Regions from separate parts of the Mus musculus genome. Here all the other regions are linked to region 3. A link is a loop called in an ENCODE intact Hi-C map of the cell type or tissue named here. Cell type or tissue: heart. All regions are shown on one strand.

What was found. Peaks named below come from ENCODE experiments on the same cell type or tissue, not always from the same donor. Only the 100,000 strongest peaks of a DNase experiment are listed, where the experiment ranks them.
Region 1: it touches region 3 in a loop (2.4-fold over the local background); 5 of 42 quality-filtered maps call a loop at or near these places.
Region 2: a loop joins it to region 3, with 4 times the contacts of the local background. A loop is called at or near these places in 9 of 42 quality-filtered maps.

What each region holds. Positions count from the first base shown.
Region 1 is chr3:153,659,409-153,667,408 of GRCm38, reverse strand. All of the region lies in intron 1 of St6galnac3 (ST6 (alpha-N-acetyl-neuraminyl-2,3-beta-galactosyl-1,3)-N-acetylgalactosaminide alpha-2,6-sialyltransferase 3), which reads left to right. Among named protein-coding and RNA genes, the nearest start is that of St6galnac3, 62 kb to the left of the region's middle. In heart, no CTCF peak of the experiment used is centred here; no DNase peak of the experiment used is centred here; H3K27ac peaks cover 596 bases; H3K27me3 peaks cover 405 bases.
Region 2 is chr3:153,802,350-153,810,349 of GRCm38, reverse strand. No RefSeq gene overlaps it. Among named protein-coding and RNA genes, the nearest start is that of 5730460C07Rik, 14 kb to the right of the region's middle. In heart, a CTCF peak has its summit at 3,784 (motif pointing right); a DNase peak (open chromatin) is centred at 3,819; H3K27ac peaks cover 4,957 bases; H3K27me3 peaks cover 583 bases.
Region 3 is chr3:153,721,790-153,729,789 of GRCm38, reverse strand. It overlaps St6galnac3 (ST6 (alpha-N-acetyl-neuraminyl-2,3-beta-galactosyl-1,3)-N-acetylgalactosaminide alpha-2,6-sialyltransferase 3), which reads left to right and starts at 4,657. Exons shown (of 5, transcript NM_011372.2): 1 at 4,657-4,745. The coding sequence starts at 4,728. In heart, a CTCF peak has its summit at 4,792; a DNase peak (open chromatin) is centred at 4,689; H3K4me3 peaks cover 2,717 bases; H3K27ac peaks cover 3,229 bases; H3K27me3 peaks cover 615 bases.

The sequences.
Region 1 (8,000 bases), 62 kb after region 3:
CTACATCCTGAAGCTCTTAGGCCCCTGTAACTCCACCTCCTTCTGGCTCTGTAGACACCTCATGTGCACATACCCTCACAGAGACACATACATGTGCATATGATTAAAAACAAGGCATCTTTAAAAAGTAAAGCCAGACAGGCGTCGTGGCTCTGCGGCATCGCTGGATGCTGAGGCTTAGCCTCTCGTGTCTGTTTATTCAGACTTCCATTTACCGCTTAGACTGCCAGTCCAGTGGCCCCTCACCTCTCAGCTGCTGTGAGAAGCTCCTGAGGCAGGGGGATTACTGTCAGGTCTCCAGGGCATGGCTCTGTAAAGGCCTCAAAAAGCAGTCTGTTAAGCCTTCTCTTTTTCTCCCGTGAAGTTTTTAAGCATATACATCTATACATAAGCATAAGCATCTATACATACCATATACATCTATACATACCACCACACAGATGTCGAGTGCACTATGTGCATATGTAATATATACATAAACATATACATCCATAGACCCCCCACATATCCACAGCCCCCGTATATCCATGCATACATATATGTGTGCTCTTACTCATGTAGGCAAACACAGACGAATACGTACATGATCACATTCTGCATGTACTGTTTCTAGGGAAGACTGGCCCACGTAGGGCAGCGCTCTCTTATTTTCAGAGGACCCCTCCCTGGGCTTTCATGGTGCAGGAAGGTGGTGTGAGCCTTTAAAACTGTACGTATTTACTCTTGTAGTTGTGTCTTGGTGACAGAAATTCTTTTTTTTTTTCCATTTTTTATTAGGTATTTAGCTCATTTACATTTCCAATGCTATACCAAAAGTCCCCCATACCCACCCACCCCCACTCCCCTACCCACCCACTCCCCCTTTTTGGCCTTGGCGTTCCCCTGTACTGGGGCATACAAAGTTTGCAAGTCCAATGGGCCTCTCTTTCCAGTGATGGCCGATTAGGCCATCTTTTGATACATATGCAGCTAGAGTTAAGAGCTCCGGGGTACTGGTTAGTTCATAATGTTGTTCCACCTATAGGGTTGCAGATCCCTTTAGCTCCTTGGGTTCTTTCTCTAGCTCCTCCATTGGGAGCCCTGTGATCCATCCATTAGCTGACTGTGAGCATCCACTTCTGTGTTTGCTAGGCCCCGGCATAGTCTCACAAGAGATAGCTACATCTGGGTCCTTTCGATAAAATCTTGCTAGGGTATGCAATGGTGTCAGCGTTTGGATGCTGATTATGGGGTGGATCCCTGGATATGGCAGTCTCTACATGGTCCATCCTTTCATCTCAGCTCCAAACTTTGGTGACAGAAATTCTGTCAGGTCGAGAAGAGATCCTAAAAGAAAATGGTCTAAGAAAATAAATACCTTTGTCACATATGTCCTTGTCTGGTGCCTGGGGTGACCTGGGGTTTGGAGGGTTCTGGTTTGGACACAAGCAAGCGAGCCAGACACCGGCCTTTTCTAAACTCTAGATTCCTCACCTATAAATGATGCTGTCTGCAGCCATGGCTCTCAGACGCTCAGCTCTGTCTGTCCTGATGGCCGAGGAAATCAGAGTCAAGTCAGACGCTCTCATTCAGGCATGAGCCTGACCTGTATCCTCGGTGTCTGGACGAGTACCTGGATGACGGAGCAGACCACAGATCCCTCGCTTCCTCCAGTTTCTAAACGCTCACGTCAGGTGGACCTTATTGCTATCCAGGCCTTTGAACAATATAATTGGCTTAATTTTAGTTTTCTGATTCCAGGAGTGCACGCTTCCCCTGTCTGTCTCTTGTCTTATTGATTTTGATGGCAAGAGATTAATCTGGTGCTCTGAGGAGCTGGGCATCAAGAGCTCTCCAGCAAGGAGCAATTTTGCCCTCTGGCTGCCTGGTGCTCACATATCTCTCATCAGCAATTTGTAGGACTCACCCCCCTGTGCCCCACAAACCCCGATCCCCACCCCTTGGCTTAGAACTGTCTTTGCAGTGCCCCTGAAGGGAGGAGGAGGAAGGCCAGCCTTTCTTTAGCCACATGAAGCCTGCATGGAGCCTGGTAGGATTGGTCTGCTCCTGCTACTTTGTATGCAAGATAGCTCCTGCTTACCACTCACCCCAGTTTTAGCTGTTCGTGTCCGTGGATCCTTGGGCTAGCTTTAGCATATAGATTTCAGATTACATTGGAATTGCCTATGTCTTTCTGTGTTTCTTACTTCACAATTAGACCCTGAAAAACAGAGTTTAGCCTTGTTTCTCATGCACGTGGTAACTTGAATAGCTAGCTATCCACAACATATTTCCTGAAGTAGTCAATGACTTGAGTTAATCAGGATGATGTCATTGACTTTATTAATTAACCCAGTGACTTTATTTAATCCAGATGAGAACATTTGGGGGTACTGATAGCTTGAAAACATGGTTTCCAACTGGACAGTGGGTACTTAACAGTACCGGCTGGCATGTGTCCAAAGCGTGGTGATTAGCTGTCTCCCATGTGTTTCATGGTGCTAGCTACAGCATTATCTAACCATTTCCATGGTGAGGGAAGCTCCAAGGCTGTCCCTTCCCCTGGATTATAGAGGTGTTCTCTGTAACCCATGGAGGAGGTGAGCCCATCTGTGCTATGCTGAGTTGGCAGATGCCTTCACACACTGCCGTGCTAGACTTAGGGTTTAACATAGTCCTTCCGACAGTGCCTTAGGCCCTCTGTGCATCGGGTCCTTACAGAGGGCCTATGCTCTGCTCTTTAGCCATCTGAGCTTGTACAGCATCACCGTCAGAGTAGGGGAGTCAAGACCTGACGAGATGGAATGCACTTTTTACAAAAAGGGAAAAGCATTGCCGATTGAAGCTTGCGTTCTGTACAGGGAGTCGGAATCAGGTTTATGAGCGACAGAAAAGAGAAACAAACAGAAACACTAAAGATTTCTTTCCACTTAAAGCATTCATTAGGTCCTGAAGCCAAGTACAACAATCCCAGGATGAAGGGGAGGGTAAGGAAGCAGGTTCAAGGCCAGCCTGGCCTTTGTCTAAGAAATACGCAAATAGAAGAAAACCAACAAATCTGCAAACAGCAAGAAACAAAACAAAAACTGCCTTGTGGTTTTGCTCATATTTATCTTAAGTACTTTATCTGGGCACCTGCAGTCGCTCTAAAGACTCAGCGGGGTGACATTTTGGGCTAGCCTGAGCTATGTGGCAAGCAGCATCAGCAGATCTTACTGTGGAGGCCTGGGTTCCTGGCCCACAGGGCTCACTTCCTTTCTGTTCCTAGTTTACCTCAGCGTCAGGAGCCGGTGGTTTGGAGCCCAGGGAGTTGAGGAGGAGGGTTAGGTCGGTGAACAGGCGGCCTTTACAGCCCCGACTCCCTCCGCTTGAAAATGCTGGCCTGTAGCCAGTGCAGGGAGAGGGTGAAGGGGGGTTACTTTCTTATCACAAGGAAATTAGATGCCTAAGCTAGTGATAAAGTGATTTCTTTGAAAACAGTTTTTAGGGAAATTGAACTTAGGCTGTTACCTCATGGCAGGCTTTGGGGCACTGGGAAGGAACCTATTTTTGCAGTTAATGGATCTTGGCAGAAAAGGGTTTGAAACGAACTTTAGATTTCTTTAAAAAGTAATTCCCTCACCACCAGCTTGTCTTCTGTCCTGAAAGAGAAGAGAATTTTTATAGCGCTTTTAGAACATGCAATTTCTCTTCAGTTGCTTGGCAGTCCCATTAGCAAACTTATTTTTCAAAGTCCTACTAAGTGATTGCAATGGTATTTGTCTAGCAGGATCCAGTGAAGGCTTTCCACTGAGGTGTGTGTGTGTGTGTGTGTGTGTGTGTGTGTGTGTGTGTGTGTGTAGCACATCTGAAATGGGTGTTCAAAGCACATGAGAAAATAGGCAAGCTCACTACACCTATTTTTTCCTCATATGGTCCCCTCAGGGATATCCCAGTAGAAGACTTGAAACAATCAAAAACCCAAGCATCTATGGACCTGTTCCCTTGGACTACAATAGCAAAAAACTCTGCTCTGTCTTTTGCTCCTATATGGTTCACAAACATATTTCAAACAGTTTAGTACGTTTCTTCTCAGCCCACTCCATGCTGAGTACAAACTTGTGGAAAGAAGAATTACAACCTAATACCAGTGTGGAGATTTTGTCTGAAAGGAAAGTCTTTTCCACCAGCAAGTGGCTTCAGCTACCGAGGGAAGGAGCCTCTCACTGCTGAGGTGCCCACCGAGGAGGCCTGGGTGAGGGGGCCGCTCATTGCCTGGGGGCAGCTTGAGTAATGCTGAGGAGATGCCAGGCTGGCGGGCCTCTCAGCCTGCTTGGTCGCTTCCTGATTGCTGAGTTGGGGTCACGGGTTCTCTGGGCTCACACTTTCAGAGGTGCAATGTTGAGACTCCACCTCCTGTCTGTCTCCCTAGGGCTGCACCTTGGTAGTATTGAATGCGGTACAGAGCATGCGCACATGAGGACCTGAACTCTAGCTCCCGGGCACCTCCTTACCTCAGTCCATTCAGTTACTCAGTGAGTGGCTCTCTTTACAGTGTACTCACTCAGAGCAGCACGCAGCATCTACAGCGCTCTGCAGATGAACCCAGTTTTCAAAGCTCTGAACCCACATTTGTCACCATCTCTGGCAAAATGCACCAAGAGCCTCTGCGGGTGGCAGAGCGGTAGGGGCATCACAGAGAGGGAGGATAAAGACAGGGCTCCCTGGCCTCACTGAGGGAGGAAAGTCAGAGCAGGGTCAGGATGGCTGCTCTGAGGCCAGGGGGAGGCAGAGTGAACTCCGCATCTTCAAGGAGTGGTGACGCCCTTTCCAAACTCATGATTTAGAGCCGGAAACCGGCACTTGGGCGTTTATTCCTTACATCCATAGGCCCGCTTGGAGCTCAGTCAGGGTTAGAAGGCTCAGCTTTATTCTCTATCCATTCAGTCACTCATTCTGAGAATGTGTTTTACAATATCTGGTGTGGGGTTGATACCCCTTCAAGAGCTCATGAGCAGCAGTGAAGCCTCGCAGGTGGAGGCTCCATCCCTGTCCGTTCTGGGAGAGGAATCTGGAGGTGAGCCCAGGGGAGGGCCTGATGCTTGCTGCTGCTTTTAATAAGAAATGCCTCCTATTTTCTCCTGCAAACTAGTCTGTTGGTCTCGGTATCTTTCTTTCTTGAGAATTTAACCTTGGTGGGAATTATGTCCCAGAACCCTGCAGTTTCTGTGAATCTCAGACGCTAGGTAACGAATGGCACTGACTTGTGACTCATGCTGACAGGTTGTGATGTTTGCAGGAGGCAGCTGGCTCCTTTCCTGGCATCCGGAGGCACCGAGGCTCCCTGCCAAGGTGGATGGGCATGGCATTGTTGGATTTCCAGCTCCCACCAGTGCAGAGCTGAGCCTCTCGGGCTTCACGCTGCTGAAAGCTTTCCTGCATTTTCTTTGTGCTTTTTCCTCCACACAAACCACCTCTGAGTCCACCTGGGCTGCAGAGGGGACACAGGTGGCAGCAGGTGGAGTTGGGGGTGGTGCATCTCCAGGGAAGCCAGAGGTCAAACCAAAACTACTTATTGAGCTGATGGGACCAGTCTTCATCTACCAACCATGGGACCCCATGTTAGGCTTTGGAAAGTGGCTCCTTATCTTGCTCCCCCAAATGTGGGGCTCGAGCCAGTAGCATGGCACCTCCAGGTACCTGGGTACAAACATGGGACCCCGGCACACTGTGACAATGCCCTGAGAGAAACGGCCGAGTCTGTGAGCTAGAGAACAAGTTCTGTGGGCATTGTGAAAACCGGCCCAATGCAGAGTTGCACAGATTCCAAGAGACACGAGAGTTTGGACCCTCGTAAGCCATCAACCTCTCCCAGGGTGGATCAGAAAAGGCTTTCCTTTTGGCATTTCTATTAACTTAGTAGAGGCTGTCTCATGTAGCCAAGGCTGGCCTTGAATTGACTCTGTAGCCAAGGATGTCCTTGAACTTCTAATCCTCCTGCCTCATCCACTGTGTGCTGGGATTTCTATCATGTACATCCACACTTGGATTTGAGGTTTTTGCTTTTAGACTGTCTGCTTGAAAAATGATTGACTTGTGAGCCTGCTGCCTGGTTAGGGAGTGGCATTGGAAACCCTGTGTAAGATAAGTTGGTAAATCAGTGAGATGCGGGTTTCTAGATCTTACCTTTTTGTTTGTTTGTTTGTTTGTTTGTTTTAAAGGGATGGACATCCAAAAGCTGTCACGGTGATCTAATAGATGCAGACTGCTAAGCAGCCAGGCAAATAGAAGCCTGAGTGTTGAGGCACAGGGTGCTGTTGTGTGTCTGTGTGCATGGGCACAGGGTATTCGTTGTGAGTTCCCTGAAGGTGGCCCAACTTTTCAGTGAGACGTTCCTGAGTCTTAGAGGATTCCTGGCATCCTGTCCTCTTTGACTTCAATGGCTCCTCCCCTCCCGCCTCCCTCCTCATGTCCTGTGATGTTCACCCCAAACAAATTGGTCATAAAAGAGTGGAATATGCAGGGTCGGGAAGAATCAAATGTGGTTTTGTTTGTTTATCTGCAGGACGATTGAGAAACTTTTAAATGTTTCCAAAGAGGGGTTGTCTCATTCCTAAACTTATTCCCAGTAGAACTCCTCAGGATATAACCACACAGAGCAGGGTTCCGCAAGACATGCATCCCTCCTCCTCCTCTTCCTCCTTTTCCTCCTCTTCCTCCTTTTCCTCCTCCTCCTCCTTTTCCTCCTCCTCTTCTTCCTCCTCCTCCTCTTCTTCCTCTTCTTCCTTCTTTTCCTCCCCCTCCTCATTTCCTCCTCTTCTTCCTCTTCCTCCTCCTCCCCTCTTCCTCCTGTTCTTCCTCTTCCTCCTCCCCTCCTCCTCCTTTTTTCTGTTCTTCCTCCTCCCCCTCCTTCCCTTCCTCTTCCTCTTCCTCTTCCCCTCTTCCCCTTCCCCCTCCTCTCCCTCCTCCTCCTCCTCCTCCAGCCTCTGATCCCCTTTCTGTCCCATACGGGGTCTTATGCATCCGAAGATGAATCACCCCAGCTGGAGCTAACCTGATGGCTCCCTTTTTCTGCCCTGCCTCTCACAGACATTTCTCAGAGAAGCTCCCTTGGCTCAGTGATGTCTGTGAATCAAGTCTGGCATCCTTGAGCTCATACTCAAGACCCTGTTCTTAGAACAACTTGCTACGGTGTTTCCTAGGTCCCAACTCTCAGTGTTAAACTGTAGCCGCTCCTACCACCATGCTCCACTGGCCCAGCCTGCTGTCTTGCCCACTGATCTGGTCCTGCTGTGGGGCACCTAGGATGACCGATGCTTCAGATGTAGGCTGAGTGAGTGAGCTCACCCGCTGCCTCTGCTCAGGCTCAGGCCTTGCTCTGCTCCTGCCCCCTCTTTCGTTCACCCCTCACCCGTCACCATCTCCCTCTGCCCATCAGAGTCCAACTCTCTAAGAAGCCGTTCTCCCTGGAAGCCTCCTCTAATCGCGACCTCCCCGTGGCTGCTGTTTGTACCAACTTTCACAGTAAGTGCATTCTGTGGTGAGGTTTCTTTTCAGCTGAAAGGGATAATGGAAGATTCCTGTTCGCCTCTTCGCTCACCATGGAGCCTGCTCAGAAAACTACAGCAAACAGAACAGACCCAGCATGTTCTTTCAGCCAGCCAGCTTGGCGGGCGTCTCAGGCTGACAGTGGACTGAGTGGACTGTGCTGAGGCCTCTGTTCCACTTCTTCACGAGCCTTGTGGCGGGGCCTCCTATACTCCAGGGGCTGTTGCTGGGATTTTTATTTCTCTGAAGTTTGTTTCCTTTTCTAAGTACAGTTCTTTGGTAACAAAGGTCCATCACATTAGTAATATGCTCTGGGGATGAATTCCGCCCCGTATGTTCGCAAGGTAAGCATCGTCCTGACTGGGCTAGCCCTTCTTGCCCTGCCTGATCTGCATCCTCTCTGTTCTCCACTTGTCACCTGTGGCTACCTAGGCTGTAGCAGGCAGGCTTGTGCAAGTGTCGTCCACATATTATAACTGACCCGGTCATAGGGA
Region 2 (8,000 bases), 81 kb before region 3:
TGACTACTGAACATGTGTCCTCTTCAAAACTCTAGATTTCCTCGACATGGCCACATGCCAAAAAGCATACACAGCCTAAGCTATCATAAAACACTGGAGAACTTTGAAGCTAGCCTTACACTGATACCAAAACCCAACAAATATAAACAAAACAATAACTACACCTTCACATTATAATAAGCACAGATTTCCTCCAAATCCATATATCTTCCTCCAAACGCTAACAAGCCAGATACACAGCACACCAGAAAGACAATTCATCGTGATTGTGTGCTTCTGGCTGCCTTTCCCATATGTCTCGCTGGCCTTTGCTTTCTCTCGGGGCATTTCTCTTCTTTCATGCTTACATAGAGTTTTTAGAGATGAAATTACAGAAAGTAATAAAGAGAGTATCTGTGCCCCAGCCCCCGGTGTTGCCATGGTGAAAGCCACCTGTGTGCGACCCTGAGCTTTTCTTTTCCTGTTAAAGAAGTAACTGGCTTCCTGAACTGTAGAACTGTTATTCTCAGACAAGCTTTCACACAGATGTTAAGGCTGCTACTCTGTTTCTTTCTCTGAGCTTATGCTTGCATGACCTGCGGAGGCTCTGTTTACAAAAGCTGTCACTGGGAGATTGCTAATATTGCACCTTGTACAACCTGCAGGACAAGATGCCGACCATTGGTTGTTGGGCAAAACAAATCTTTGAAATCTTATGAACGGTGTTACACTGTAGCATGTATGTATGCATGTAACTTTTCTTGAGGGAAAATTATTTCAGAATTAGGAAGTGTACAATACGACACTTCACAGATGAGTCCAGATGTTGGTTTCCATGGTGATTCTAACTTCTACCCAGTTGACAATGATGTTTAACCATCACAGGTCTCAATCCTTACCTGGCTCCTGGCATGATAATAATTGCCCTAATTACTAAACGCCTACTTGTTCTGGGCACTGCTCTGGTGACATTATGTGACTCTCACTCTAAGTCTGCTCTGCTGCTATTGTCCTTATTCCAGAAAGGCGAGAGGAGTTGGGGAAAGTCAGTCAGGGATACACGGCCACTAAACGTCAGGCCAAGGCTTCCGGTAATCCCACAGAGCTTTCAGAACCACCAGGTCTTCCCATTTCAAGCGAGGGAATCGAGGAGTAACTTTTCCACTCCTGCCTGTTTCTGTGACTCCCTTCCCTCTCTTCCCAGACATTCGTTTTAGGGCTTCCTATGAGCGTTAGTGTAACCTCATGCCTATGACAACTTCTTTTTTTTTTTTTTTTTTTTTTTTAAAGATTTATTTATTTATTTATTTATTTATTATATGTAAAGTACATTGTAGCTGTCTTCAGACACTCCAGAAGAGGGGGTCAGATCTTGTTACGGATGGTTGTGAGCCACCATGTGGTTGCTGGGATTTGAACTCTGGACCTTTGGAAGAGCAGTCGGGTGCTCTAACCCACTGAGCCATCTCACCAGCCCCCTATGACAACTTCTTTGTACTCACTACACAGCAGCTGAACCTCGACATGTTCACAGTCCTATCCGGCTTCCATGGAGCACCCACAAACACGATCTAATTCACTCTAAAGCTGCTTTGGGAGCCCTCGTTATGTACATCCCTGCACTGAACTCCAACCTTCTCGATGGCGCAGATCGTAGGTGGAGAAATGTTCTTAGTAATCTCAAGAGTCTAAATTGAAAGTTAGACATGAGATAGAGGTGTCACGGCCCGCGCGTTTACCAGATGGAAACAATCAAACTTCCAGATGTGTCTTCAAGAGAGCAGAGGTTTGAGTCAGAGAACAGCTCCTGGAGACAAAGGCCACCACTTTGGGGGAGAGTCTTATTTCCTCGGTGTGTTTTCTTTCCTTGTGTTTGTGATTTGTCTCTGGCTCAAGAAAATTGTGCAGCTGTGGGCCGACTGGCTGGCGTGCTGCAGTACGGAGAGTGTGCACTGCTGTGGTTAGATGAGGTTGTTGGCCTTCAAACAAACTCAGATAGCTAATGTTTCGGGGGACAATGCAGCGGGTGGGCACAACTCTGCAACCCTGACTCTTACTGGGATCAGTTGGGTTTAGACGAGGCCTGGAGATCACACATTCACAAAAGAACCAAGCTTCCTCAGTGGCTCAGAGCAGCTCTGTTCCGAACAGGGGCTGTTCCTCACTCAGAACTGTCTCACCTGCCTGCTTTCTGGTCTTCTGCCTTTGTGTCCTTTGGCTAAGAAGATGACACTTTCTGTGAGCCAAACATCCTAAAATCTGCCTCCAGCTGCCACTTCCAGAGTATCGAGAGAGCATGGGAAGGAGATGCAGCCATCCTGAGTCATAAGTCATGCACATTATCTTAGGGTGTGGCTGGGTGGTACTGTGTGTGTTGTGCGGTGACGTTTGGGGACTGAGGCCACACAGGTACTTCTTCTTTTCTTTCTTTGTAAACAACTGTTAGCCACCAGCCAATTGAGTAGCAACCCAGGGGCAAGTAGAAAAATTTCTACTTCAACTCTGAAACATGTGAGCTTCCTTAGTCAGTGTTCTAGTGCTGCGAAGAGACACCAAGACAACAGCAACTCTTATGAAGGAAAACATTTCATCGGGGCTGGCTTACAGTTTCAGAGTTTCAGTCCATTATCATGATGGCAGGAAGTGTGACAGCCTGCAGGCAGACATGGTGCTGGAGAAGGACCTGAGAAGTCTATATCTTGACCATAGGCAGCAGGAGACTGACCTACTAGGTCTAGCACCTCAGACCTCAAAGCCCGCCTTCCCAGTGGTGCACTTCCTCTAACAAGGCTACACCTCCTAAAAGTGCGACTCTCTATGAGCCAAGTATTCTATGGGGGCCGTTCTTATTCAAACCACCAAACAAGCTGTGTGAGTTCGGGAAACTTACTTAACCTTTCTGAGCTCATTCCTAGTGTGAAGTTAATGTCTCCACAACAACTTAAACTCCTTGGCTTTCATGTGCCCCTCATGAGGTTTGAGTTAAACCATCGATGAAGGGAATAGACAGAATTACCTACCAACGCCTCTGCCATGGATCAACTGCTGATGAATGGTAAGGCAGAAACGATAAGATCACCTGACTTCCGCTCCTGTGCTTTGTACACAGGAACATTGTGTTTTCTACAATGGGCAGGGATGGTATCTCAGTCAGAGAAGTGCTGGCTCTAACAACAGGATGATCCACCCAGTGGCAATGACACACGCCTTTAGCAGCACTAGGGAGGCAGAGGCAGCCTGAGTTTGAGGCCAGCCTGGTCTACAGAGTGAGCTCCAAGACAGCCATGGCTACACAGAGAAACCCTGTCTTGATAATCCCAAACAAACCAAAACGAAAAGGCTATGGTGATATGACAAGCTTATAATCCTGGTGCTGCAGAGGTAGAGACAGACTGATCCCTGAGGCTCACGGGCAAGTCGGGCTAGCCTACTTAGCAAGGGCTAGACCAGTGAGGAGCCTTGTCTTCCTGTCATTAAAAAACAAACAACAAACAAAAAATAAACAAGGTGGGCAGCACTTAAAGAATAACAAAGGTTTTCCCCTGGTTTCCACATGCATGTGCATGTATGTGCACACACACACAGACATCCCCACGTACATAGGTCAGGTATGTTACATCACGGTCACTCATGGCAACCCACCTATCCCGTGTGGGCAAGAAGACACCTCTTCCTGGTTCCAGCCTTTTTGGTCCTGTCTAGTTCACTCCAGTCTGGGCATTTCCTCTGCCAGCATAAATAATACACCTGCATCTCCCTCATAGACTTCCAGCAGGATGCCCGCCTGTTGTGCTTGCTTTGTGTGGACAGCAGGTGGCGCCTGCTGTCAGATATGGAGAGCGAGTTGTCAAGGAAACCTGGCTCCGTGCCAGCTCAGCCTACCAGCATTCCTCCTCCAAGTATGCTAATCCAGACAGAGGGGCTGGGCCCGGGCATACTAACCTTCAGGAGTACTCCTTTCCCTCTTGTTTGTAAAACAAAAACAAAAACAATCCAAAAAACCCTCAAAAACCAACCAAGCAAAATGTGTGTGGGATGTGTGTGAACACACGTGCATGCAAGCACAGCACAACACGTCAGAGAATGCATGTGGGGGTCAGGGCAGGTTTGAGGAGTCAGTTCTCACCTTCTACCTTGTTTGAGGTGGGGTCTTTCTTTGATGCTGTGCACCATACTCCAGCCTACTTGACCTTCAAGTTTCAGGCAACTCGCCGTGTCTCCGTGTCTCCGTGTTTTATCTTGTGGTAGAAGGGCCAAATTACAGACATGCTCCACTGCGCTGTCCATTTTTACCTGAGTTCTGGGAATTGAATTCAGACCTTCAGGTTTGTGGGACAAGCACTTTTACACACCGAGCCACCTTGCCTGCCTAGGAATTTTGTTAAACAAACAAACAAACAAACAAATAAACAAACAGAATATCGATATATAAAAAATATCAGTCCATTTCTGTTTGAAGTAGAAATCTAAGGAGATCCTACGGTTACTCTTCACGTGTTGAAATGACAGAATACCCATGGAAGGAGTTACAGAGACAAAGTGTGGAGTAGAAACTGAAGAAATGACCATTCAGAGACTGCCCCACCTGGGGACCCATCCCATATACAACCACTAAACCCAGACACTATTATGGATGCCAACAAGAGCTTGCTGACAGGAGCCTGATATAGCTGTCTCCTGAGAGGCTCTGCCAGTGCCTGACAAATACAGAGGCGGATGCTCACAGCCATCCATTGGACGGAGCACAGGGTCCCCAATGAAGAAGCCAGAGAAAAGACCCAAGGAGCTGAAGGGGTTTGCAGTCCCATAGAAGGAATAACAATATGAACCAACCAGATCCTCCAGAGTGCCCAGGGACTAAACCACCAACCATGGTGAGACTCATGGCTCCAGCTACGTATGTAGCAGAAGATGTCCTAGTCGGTCATCAATGGGAGGAGAGGCCCTTGGTCCTATGAAGGTTCTATGCCCCAGTATAGGAGAATGCCAGGGCCAGGAATCGGAGTGGGTGAGTTGGTGAGCAAGGGGAGAGGGAAGGGATAGGGGGTTTTTGGAGGGAAAACCAGGATTGAAATGTAAATAAAGAAAATATCCAATAAAAAAGAAAAGTAAACCTCAAAAATCAAATACATTCAAAAATACATAATAAATTAAAATTGTTATTAGAGTTTAAAAAAAAATGAAGAAGAAGGAAATGACTTTCCGAACTAGCTGGGAACCATGTTATCTCTTCCCATTAGCACGCAGCATTCTTTATGTGTGGGTAGACTCCAGCATCATCCAATGGAAGAGGCAGAAGAATAACTCATCCTGGGGAGGACTTTAAAGCTATATTTTGTTTTGACCTCAGATGATACTTAACCAAGTTTGAGTGCTATATTTAAATTCAAATGACTTTTAATGGATTTTAAAAATAAAAACCACACACACTCAAAAGTTCAGAGATGTATTTCAAGCTACAGATATTGCTATGCTGCAACCCTCAAAGAGAATTATTTAGAAATTTCTGAGCTATCTCTAGCAGAGGTGTGGTTACAGAGCCTCCCCGTGTAGCTGGGCAGAAACATCTTCTAGAAACTCCAGCATATACAGGGCTGACATTTTTGTTGAAAAGTTCATTCTGCTATTCTGACCATGCCCCATATACGATTTCTTCCTCACCAGGCCATGGCTTAATAAGCAACTGATTCTCTCCACAGTTGTAAGACAAGTTGTGAACCAAGGGAGGAAGGCTAGAGGGACAACGTGGCTCCTGATAGAGGGGTTTCTGAATATTTTCCATTTGTAATATCTTATTTTCTCAAAATTAATTGTTGTATAATCCAAGACTCACTTCGAAATCTTGATTTATAGCTACTTTCCCTGCAGAAAACAGAATCTGATATCAGACTGCCCAGAGATCTTTGAGTGAGTTAATTTTCTCTAATTTAGACCATGGTTCTGAGATGGAGATTGGGAACATGAGACATGGAGAGACCCAGAGAAAGGCTGGCGGGATAGAGATGCAGGAGTGTCTAGAGTGGGCTGGATATACTTGGGAGTGAGGGATGGGGTTCAAAGCTCAAAAGAGAAAACTGGAGAGTAACTCCACTCTTCTGTTTATCCTATTTATACGTGCATGGACGTAACGATATAGTCAGACTGTGTGTCTGTGGTGTGTGCGCACATGCGTGAAAATAGATATCATACGTATTATCTTTGACTTAATGTAATGACCCAACTGACTTCATTCTTTTAAGTAGTCTATCTTCTGAGTCTCTCTCAAATCTATGTCTGTTGTCAGAGCCAGGGAATGCATGTTCTCCTTCACTGATACCACTCAGTCAGGATCTTTAAAAAAAATTTTTTTTATGGTTTCAATTCCATTATAGTTTTTAAATTTTTATTTATTTCTTATATGTGTGTGGGTGTTTTGTTTGCATGTATGCAGTGCCCACAGAGGCCAGAAAGCACCAGATCCCTTGGGACTGGTATTGCAGATCAATATAAGCCTCCATATGGGTGCTAGAAATCAAAGCTGGGTCTTCTAGAAGTGCTGCCAGTGCTCTTACCACGAAGCCATTGCTCCAACCCCTTTCAGCTAGGATCTTAGAGTCAGTGACTTTGACTTGCTATGAAATCAGTTTATACAGCAATGCTCTTTTTGGTCTCTTACCTCTGTTTTGAGCCATGAAGCCAGAGGCCTCTAACAAGATTTTCCTTGGAGCTATTTCCATGAGGAGCATCAGGATAGTTTTATCAAAAATTAAAACACAATTTTCTCAGGTTATTCAAACAGCATTTGATTTTATGCATCTTTAAGGATGTTTGTCTCAATCCTTTTATAAAGAATCAGTTTTGAATTGGGTCTTTCAGGACAGAAGGTGACGTTGACAGAGGAGTAAGATTCAGGGAAAGGCCAGCTTCTGCATATGGTGGCCTCCCAGCCTGTCTGTGTCCCCACAATGGCAAAGCAAGATGAAGTCTAGTCTTGCCAAGTCCTTGCTGTCTGTTCCACCCACATGGAACACAGCTCTGTGATTTTGCTGCCATAGAAGAGCCCTCAATAAACTGATATTTATTAACAAGGAAAGCCATACACCATTTTTGCAGGTTCCCCAGCTAAGTACACTCATTCTAGAGTACAGAACCTAGACCAGACTCAATCTGCAACAGATCTTAAGTCACATCAGCACCAAAGAAAAATTTCAGTCGGAAAATGATGCTAAGTGGTCTGTGTTTGACTTCCGTTTAGAATCCCCTGTGTCCCCAAAATGCCTGGAACTTCTTATTTATTGAATCTTATTTTGCATGTTTTGAAATATTGGTCCAGAAAATTCAGCTCTGTCTCAATAAACAAAAGATTTCATACACTTTATGCATTTACACATTAAAATATTTTGGGACTGTGGAGGTGGTTCATTGGATAAAATGCTTACTTTGAAAGTATGGTGCCTTGAGGCTAGATCCCTGGTGTCCAGGTAAAAATGAGGCATGACAGTGCGTGTCTTTATCTCCAGTGCTCAGGGTGGGAGGCACCGAGGGCCAGCCAGTCTCCCCAACTCTGAGAGCACCAGCTTCAGTGACAGAGCAGTCTCAACAATGTCAGGTGGAGAATGACGAAGAAGCTTCTCAAAGTTAACCTTTGGCCTCCACATGCGCACACATGTGACCACACACACACATATGTGCACACTCATATATAGAGAGATACACATGCCATGTTGCATTTTAATTATCGCATATAGAGAGAGTTGGGATTCTTTAAGCAAATCCAGGTGACCATCTCATCTATTTTAAACTGGCAAAGCTGCTTGCTTTTCCACGTGGACACCACAACACATTGTGTAGCCGGTGGTGATGCGGTCGGCAGCAGTGCCTGAGGTGGGTGTCGGAAGGATAACAGGACCTGTCCTGTCTAATGCTGTAAGGGAATTATTGTTCTAACAGGTTTTACGCTTTCCAGCTTAGTTAGCTATTCTGAAGTCAGCATACGAAAAGTTCATGGTACACCTGCAAATGATTGTAGGAAATGGAATCCA
Region 3 (8,000 bases):
GCTTTGCATCTTCATGTGGCTCTCTTGCGCATCTGTGGTGGTTGCCTCAGGTGGCTCGCTTGAGCCTCTGTGTTAGTTGCTTAGTTACTGTGACAAAACCAACCATGAGAAAAAGCAACTTAGGGAAGAGAGGGTTCAATTCTGACTCACAGCTTGAGGGTCCATTGTGTCCATTGTGTGTGGGACACCAAGGCAGCACCCGGCTGCAGGCAACTGGTCACACTGTATCCATAATCAAGCAGAAATGAGCACTGGAAACCAAACCTGCCTTTCCATTTACACCTCTTCTGGAAGCCTATCCTATGGGACAGTCCTGCCCAAACTCACGGCAGCTCTTCCCTCCTAGGTTAAACAACTTTTCTGGACATTCCCTCTAAACCACAGATTCTCAACCTTTCACAGGTGTCCCCAAAGACCACAGGAAACAGATATTGGCATTATGACTCACAACAGTAGCAAACTCACAGTGACGGAGCAGCAACGAAACAATCTTATGGTTGGGGGCCACTAGAACATGAGGAACTGTATTAAAGGGTCATAGTATGAGGAAGGTTGAGAACCACTGCTCCAGACAGACTCAGACGTGCGTATCCATGGTGATTTCAAATCCAGCCAAGTTGACAGTGAAGGTTATTTGTTCTAGTATCTTAGAAGGTATAGACACTAATCCAAGGTTTTCTTACAAGAAAAGTCAAGATATTGTAAACCCAAAGAGGGTGAGTTCCCCACACACTGGCCAGTTGACTGTGAGATGTAAGATGGCTGATCTCTAAGTTCAATGCCCTGTCTCCATGGTGCTGGAGGGTCAAATGAGGTAGAGCATCTGACCACAGGTTTTTTTTTGTTGTTGTTGTTTTATTAATAATTTTGGAAACAGGTGCTCTTGGATAAATTACATAATTTAAGAAGTTGGAGAATCAGATTATACCTATAGACTAGCCTAAGCTTTTCTTGGTGTTTGGCCCAGTTTAAAACAAAAATATCCTAGCTACATTTTTCTTCCTACCCACCTCCTACAAATCTGGCTGTACCTCCAATCCCTGGCAGATTCAGAACCTGTCTTTATTTCTAACCAAAAGCTTTTCTATGTAGTCCTTCCAAAGCAGCAGTTGTTAATCCTAGTTTATAAAATTCTGGTCTAGGTTTATCCTAGCATTTCTTGCTTTTGACTTTAGTAAGTGAACCACTACTCATTGCTATACTTGGTAATAACTTATGAATGCTGATTAAAAACTTAACATTTGGGGGCTAGGGAGATGGCATAGTTAGTCAAATGGTTACTCTGCAAGGACAGGGACCTGTGCTTGGAGCCTCAGAATCCACGTCAAAGGCCAGGCATGATGTTGTTTGTCTGGGAAAATAGAGACAAGGCATTGCTGGAACTTGCTGGCCAGATGGCCTCACTGAGTTGGTGAGAGATCCTGCCTCAAAAAATAAGGTGATTCTCAACCTGTGTTGAGTTGGGATCCCATTTGGGGGTTGCATATCAGATATCCTGCATATCAGATATTTGAAAAATTACAGTTATGAAGTAGTAATAAAATGATCTTATGATGGGGGGGTCGCCACAACATGAACTGTATTAAAAGGTGGCAGTGTTAGGAAATGTTGAGAATCCCTGATGTAAAATGATTGATAAAGACACCTAACATCAACATGTATGCACACATGAGTGTGTACACACATGCACATACACACGGAGAGAGACAAGTACCACTTTGGAAAGCATGGATGTGGGTGGTGGGCTCTTCAGTTGAGAAAGCCATGTCAGGGTAGGTGGGTGAAGAACCTTCATCGAGTCCTTACCATGTGTGTTAACTCTTCAGCAACGACACCCTCCTGAGACCCTCAAGGATGACCAGAGTCTCTCTCTGCTTCAGCTGTGATCTTTCTGTCTTCAGTGCAAATTTCGATTCTTTAAATAGCTTTTTATCATCTAAAAGCGGTCATCTTGCCGGGAATTGAGGTGAATGAACTCATATTTAAGTCTGCTAAGGCAGAGTTAAACACATAGCCTGTTGTACAAAGATTAGACAGAGGTCAAGAGGCTTGGTTAAGTTCACCAAGCAAGGAAGTGCTCATCAGATCACCAGAGTCCACTGGCCCTTCCCAAGTATAGTGCAACTTTCTGGAGAGAGAGAGAGAGAGAGAGAGAGAGAGAGAGAGAGAGAGAGAGAGAGAGAGAGAGAGAGAGAGAGAGAGAAGGAGGAGCAGAGGAGGAGAGGAAAGAGAGAGAAAGAGATGCTTAAACCATCTTTGCTTCCTCCTCTTCCTCCTCCTCTTCCTCCTCTACTTCTTCTTGGAAAGAGACACTTCTATATTTTTGAGATGATAATTGCAAAATTTATCTTTTCTCCTTCCTCCCTCCATACCTTCCTATATACTTCTCCCTGTTCTTCAAATTCATGACCTCTTTTTGAAACCTAATTGTTGTTACATGCATATATGTATATACATATATTCCTAAATATAGCCTATTTAACCCATACAATGGTACCTTGTGTGTATGCTGATGTTTCTTCATTGTTAGCAGCTTGCTCCCTGGTGGGGAAGGCCTCTACTGTGTTATGTGTCTCTTATCTTTTCCTCTTTACTGTGATTTAGGATCTTGTCCTGAGATCACAGATCACAGAAACCAATCTCTTATTGCTGACAGGTCCTATAGAAACTTAAAGATTTTTCCCTTCAGCTAATCAGATTAATAAAAACTGACATGAATGAATGAATGAATGAATGAATGAATGGATGAATGAATGAATGAATGTGGGGTCTAGGAGATAACAAGTGTGCAAAGACACTTGTCCCAAGCCTGACAACCCAAGCTTGGGGACAACCTTCGGGGCCACTTGGTAGAAGTTGTTCACCTGGTGACATGAGTGTCCTGCTGCAAAGAAATAAACAAGTGTGCTGAGTTTTCCTGGCCTGCTGTCCCACTTAAGGTTACTCTTGCTATGATGGAACACCATGCCTGAAAGCAACTTGAGGAGAGGACAGGAACCTGGGGGCAGGGGCTGATGCAGATGCCTTGAAGGGGTGTTGCTTACTAGCTTGCTCCTCATGGCTTGCTAGGTCTGCTTTCTTATAGAACCCAGGACCACCAGCCCGGGGTGGTCCCACCCACAATGGGCTGGCCCTCCACATAAATCACTAAATAAGAACATGCCCTACAGGTTTTCCTACAGCCTACTTCTTCTGGAGTCATTTGCTTTTCAGTTGAGTCTCCCGTCTCTCCAGCGAGTCTAGTTTGTGTCAAGTTGACATGAAACTAGCCAGTACACCTGCTAAGACCATTTATTAAAGCTGCAGTTTGAAGTATGCGATCTTTACCAAACCATACTTATAAAATACATGTGCCTTGAAGGCAGAGGGAGGGGTGGGAGGAAGTGGCAACAGAGAAGAGTTTAGTCACCCTGGAGACAGACAGAGCTTGCCTGGGAACAGGCAGTTTGAATAGGACTCTAGTCTTTTCAGTATCTTCCCTGTGATTTCTCCTGTTGAATGTCCTGAGCAATTCCTGTCTGTTGGTGTGGGAGCCATCTCATGACCCTCGGTCACTCTCAGATCACATGCTTTCCCTGATGCTGTGCAGGCCAGCTAATCTGCGAGGGAGATGACTTTAAGGTAGATGTTTTGGGGAGTAATTTAAAGACTTGTGTGACTTCTAGACAGCAGGAATTTGTGTATCTACAGACCTTTCCTCTCTCTGGGCATAACCTCTTCTTGTAGAAATGATTGTTCTCTTAGCAGGTCTGGTTTGGGACACACAGAGTCCATTAAGGACCCAGAGAGGACCAGGTTCCAGTTTGCCCATGTCACCTCTTGGGTAAATCTGCACTGCTCTTTAACACAGGACAGTTCATGGTGGAGGTCAGGACCTTCCTAGATGTCCAGACTTAAGAGGAAAAGCTAATATGTAACTTGGTTGTTGAAATTTTAACTGAGTTCTCTAAATTCCAAGATAGTAGTAGTGAGTAGCAAAGTCCTGTGCATCATACTCTGTACATAGGTGTACACACATGAACATTATCTTTATACATTGTGTACATAAGCATTTTACGAACTTGCAACAGAATACAACAGTCACAGCTGCATATGTTTATGTGCCCATATGCTACACATGCTGTGCACAATGTCACATTGTGTGAAGATTGTGGCTTCTTTTTTGAAGACCAAGAGTGTTCAATCTTTCAGCATCTCTAGTTGTTTGTGTTTTCAGGTTGACAGACGATCAATCATAACAAGAGACGCACACCACAGAATTCTGCAGTGCCCAAGGGCTAGCCCTGGGCACTTCCAGCTGCTTTCGAAGAATCCTGTGATGGGCCCCATGCCTGCATCGGAATGGTGCCAAACAAAGCTAACTTTTTGGAAAGTGGCACATCTGTGGGTTCTCTGATGGGCGAGTGCAGCTGGAAGGGCCACCTTCTGTCCTCAGGTTAAGCAGATCTGGGTCTGCTGCAAGCCGGGCTTTACATACCTCCATCTGCAGAAGGGTTTGGAAAAAAAGGTGAAGTAGTAGCAGCGGTGGAGTAGCAAGCAGTTGCGGGCTGCACGGAGGGCACGTGACTAGGGGCGGGGCCTCGTGTGGCGCCAGCCAGTGGCGGGGCTCGGGGGTGGGGCCTGAGCGCGCAGCTCCCGCGGCCCGGCTCGCTCTGCGGGAATGTGGGCTGGAGTGGTCCAGCTGCGGGGCCGAGGTGCAGCGAGCCACAGGGTCGATCCATAGCGCCATGGCCTGCATCCTCAAGGTAACAGCTCGGCGGTGGGCCGCATGCGAGCTCCGCCTGCTGGGTGCGCCGAGGCGTGGAGCCCGCCGCGGTCCCGCCGCATCCTCAGCCCGCCCGTCTCTTCCTGGCGTCGGCTTCCTTTTTGTTCCTTTGGCCAAGGCATCTGGGTGGGAGACTATGTAATGTGCGTTGGGCACAGACTCCTTGCCTGCACTGCTGCCGGCTGGCTCCTGTCTGGAAGGAGCTGGGCAGGGAGCGCGCGGCGGCGTGCCGAATGATGGGTATAGCAGGCGGAGCAGAGGGTGCTCCGAGACTTGGGTCAGGGCAGCCCGCGGCCTGTGGGGGGCCATGGGCTGAAAAGGAGTGGCCCAGCATGGGTGAGGGGCACAGCGTTTGAGAGGAGGAGGAGAGGGTGCAGAGAGCCCGCAGCCTTTGCTCCCGGGAACACATAAACTTCTAGGTCTACAGGTAGCCCTGTAGGGATGAGTTTTCTGGGGAACTAGCTCCAGGTGCCGGGACTTAAGTTGGAAAAGTTCATTAGATGGACATAGGTAGAATGTTGGACTTCCTTAGGCTCACATGTGAACAGACAGTATCTACCCAGAGTCCAGCCCTATTTTGCTGAGTTCTTTCAAGCCTTGGTACATTCCATGTTCTTAGTGACTCCTTAGCCACAGGCTTGAAGGCTTTGCGTGGACCTACTTGGTGAGGACCTTTTCTGGGAAGACTTGTTTCCAACTCACCGAGAAAGTTCACTCCCTAGCCTGTTCTGGTTTTTCCTCGCTGTCCTTATTCAGTTGCCCAGTCTGACTCCGTGGATCCAAACTTGAGCAGCATGAAGGTTTCCCATCCCGGAGAGAAAACTAAGGTGTTCGGTTTCCAGCCCCGAGAAGGTGCTGTGTGACCAAGGGCCACACAGAACAGTCTTGTGTGTCGTAGCACTTAATATAGTCTTGGGCTGCTGTTGAAGTTGTACCAGTCATCCTTCCCTCTCATGAAGCGAGGCAGCAGACCCTTATTGTGACTTTCCTGAGCTTGCCGTTTGTTTTGGAACACTTTCCACGCCTTTTCTTTTCTTTTTTTTTCCCCAAGGGTGGCAAAGTTAGGAGGAAATAATCCATTGGTATCACAGAATGCAACTTGAACTCACAGGAACTGGAACTAGGTCACCACATCGTCTCTATTTATTTGTGTCATTTGCTAAAAGGAAATCAAGGCGCCTGCCATGTCCTGTTGTTGGTCATGTCTTCCTCTATTGGTTTTTCCCCTGTCATGCATCTTCTGTCTGTGTGAGTGTGCTTGCTCTGGAGTGGTGCTGCTGATTGGACTTTTACAAATGCCAAGGTCCTGTCTGGTCACAGGGCTATATCCCCAGATCCCTCGAGGCATCTCTAGTGCAGATCCAAGGGCACACATAGATCTCACCTGTCATCCCTCACACAGAGGAGCCCCTCCTTACTTGCCTTCAAACCCTAACCATGAATCAAGATGAATAAAGATTAAGCAAATTCATCAGAATTCTGGCTCCGCCTCCGGTCACCTGTGTGGCCTTGGACAAGTTACACGACTCTGAATACTAAGTTGTTCAACATAAGATCAAAATAGTCACACAAAGTCTGTCAGGTTGCTACGGAGATGGGGCAAGAAGGACTTAGGGATACAGGTGTGTAAAGCCACTGCTTTCCTGATGTTTAGTAATGATGAGTTAGTTACATCATTCTGAACCCCCAGTCTTTCCATAGGATATAACTTTGGCTCCCTCGTAAGCCCTGAAGGGCCACAGTGCTTGTTTGCAACTCCACTTTTAAGGGAAAGAGTCTTGAGTTTCCTAAACTCCAAGTTAAGGACAGAGTGAACCTGGATTCCAGCCCCCCATCTTAAGCTGTCTTCACACTTTAAAACTGTTTTAGGGGTGACTCCGAGAGTCCTTATACTATTCAATCTCTGCCACCTATAAGCAATGGGGTGCATTTAAAAATTTTTTTTCCTTTTACTCTTTTAGTGGTGACTTTGTGCAACATGATGTTGTGGTCTGTAAATGTACTGGGTCACGTTCATGCCCAGATCACTTTCATGGCCGTTCTGGGCTACTGGTAGCCTGCTGCGTGCAGGCTGTACCTACTTGGTCCTAGATGGTCCCTGAGGATCCTGTAGCCTGTGCCATCTTTATAAAGCTACGCGTGGTGGAGTATGGGGCCCACGTTCTGAACAGAAGGTACGCATTCTGCACAAGCTCGGCCTTTGCATTTGATTTTGGCCGCTCTTCTTCCTAAGTGTGAGAAATGTGTATAATTACTATAATTGGTTTTAACAGTGTTGTAGCAAATAGAAAACGATAGACTTCTCATTGTTTTAACGAAATATATATATATATTTTTGCAAAGCCCTGAACCTAGTTAAGTATTGGAAACAGCCTGGCCCTATGATCAAACCTTCAGGGGGCAGATTAGTAGGGGAACAGCATATGTAGTATTTGTATTTTATCTGATATTCATGTCGTCTGTGAATGTACATATATGTATGCCTCCTGTGTATTTATGTATGTGTGCAACTTATATAGATAAATTATACATACACACACATATAACACACATAATTTATGTCTTCCGTGCGTGTTTGTCTGTATTTCTGTGTATGAAATACTCATAGAAGGGGTGTTCTGATTAGTTTTTTGTGAACTTGACACAAGCCAGGGTATCCCATTTGAGCCTCCCTTGAGAAAAAGCCTCCATTCGATTGGCCTTTAGGCAACTCTGTGAGACGTTTTCTCATTTGGTGTTTAATGTGGAAGGGCTTATCCCGTTGTGGATGGTGCTACCTCTGGGCAGATGATCCTAGGTGGTATAGGAAAGCAACCATGGGTAAGCAGGCCATGGATGAGCAAGCCAGAAAGCAGTATTCCCCAGTGACCCATTTAGTTCCTGCCTCCAGGTTCCTGCCTTGAATTCTTGCTCTGACTTCAATGACAGACTAGAAACTATAAAACGAAATCACTCCTTTCCTCCTTTAAGTTGCTTTTGGTCACAGTGTTTTATCACAGCAATAGAAAGAAAACTAAGATAAGGGGTTATTGGGTCTGAAGGTTAATATTCCATTTTACCAAAGAGTGACATATTATGAAAATTCGGTAAGACAGGAAAGGGGTTTGGGCTATATGTTCCGAGTGCCGGGAAATGGCAGGGAAAGCCATGAGGAGCGAGTTTTGTTTGGGTGTGTTTATCTGGGTCTTGTCCCTCTAACGATGAGAATGCTTTCTTCCTGGCACGAGGGAGGCGT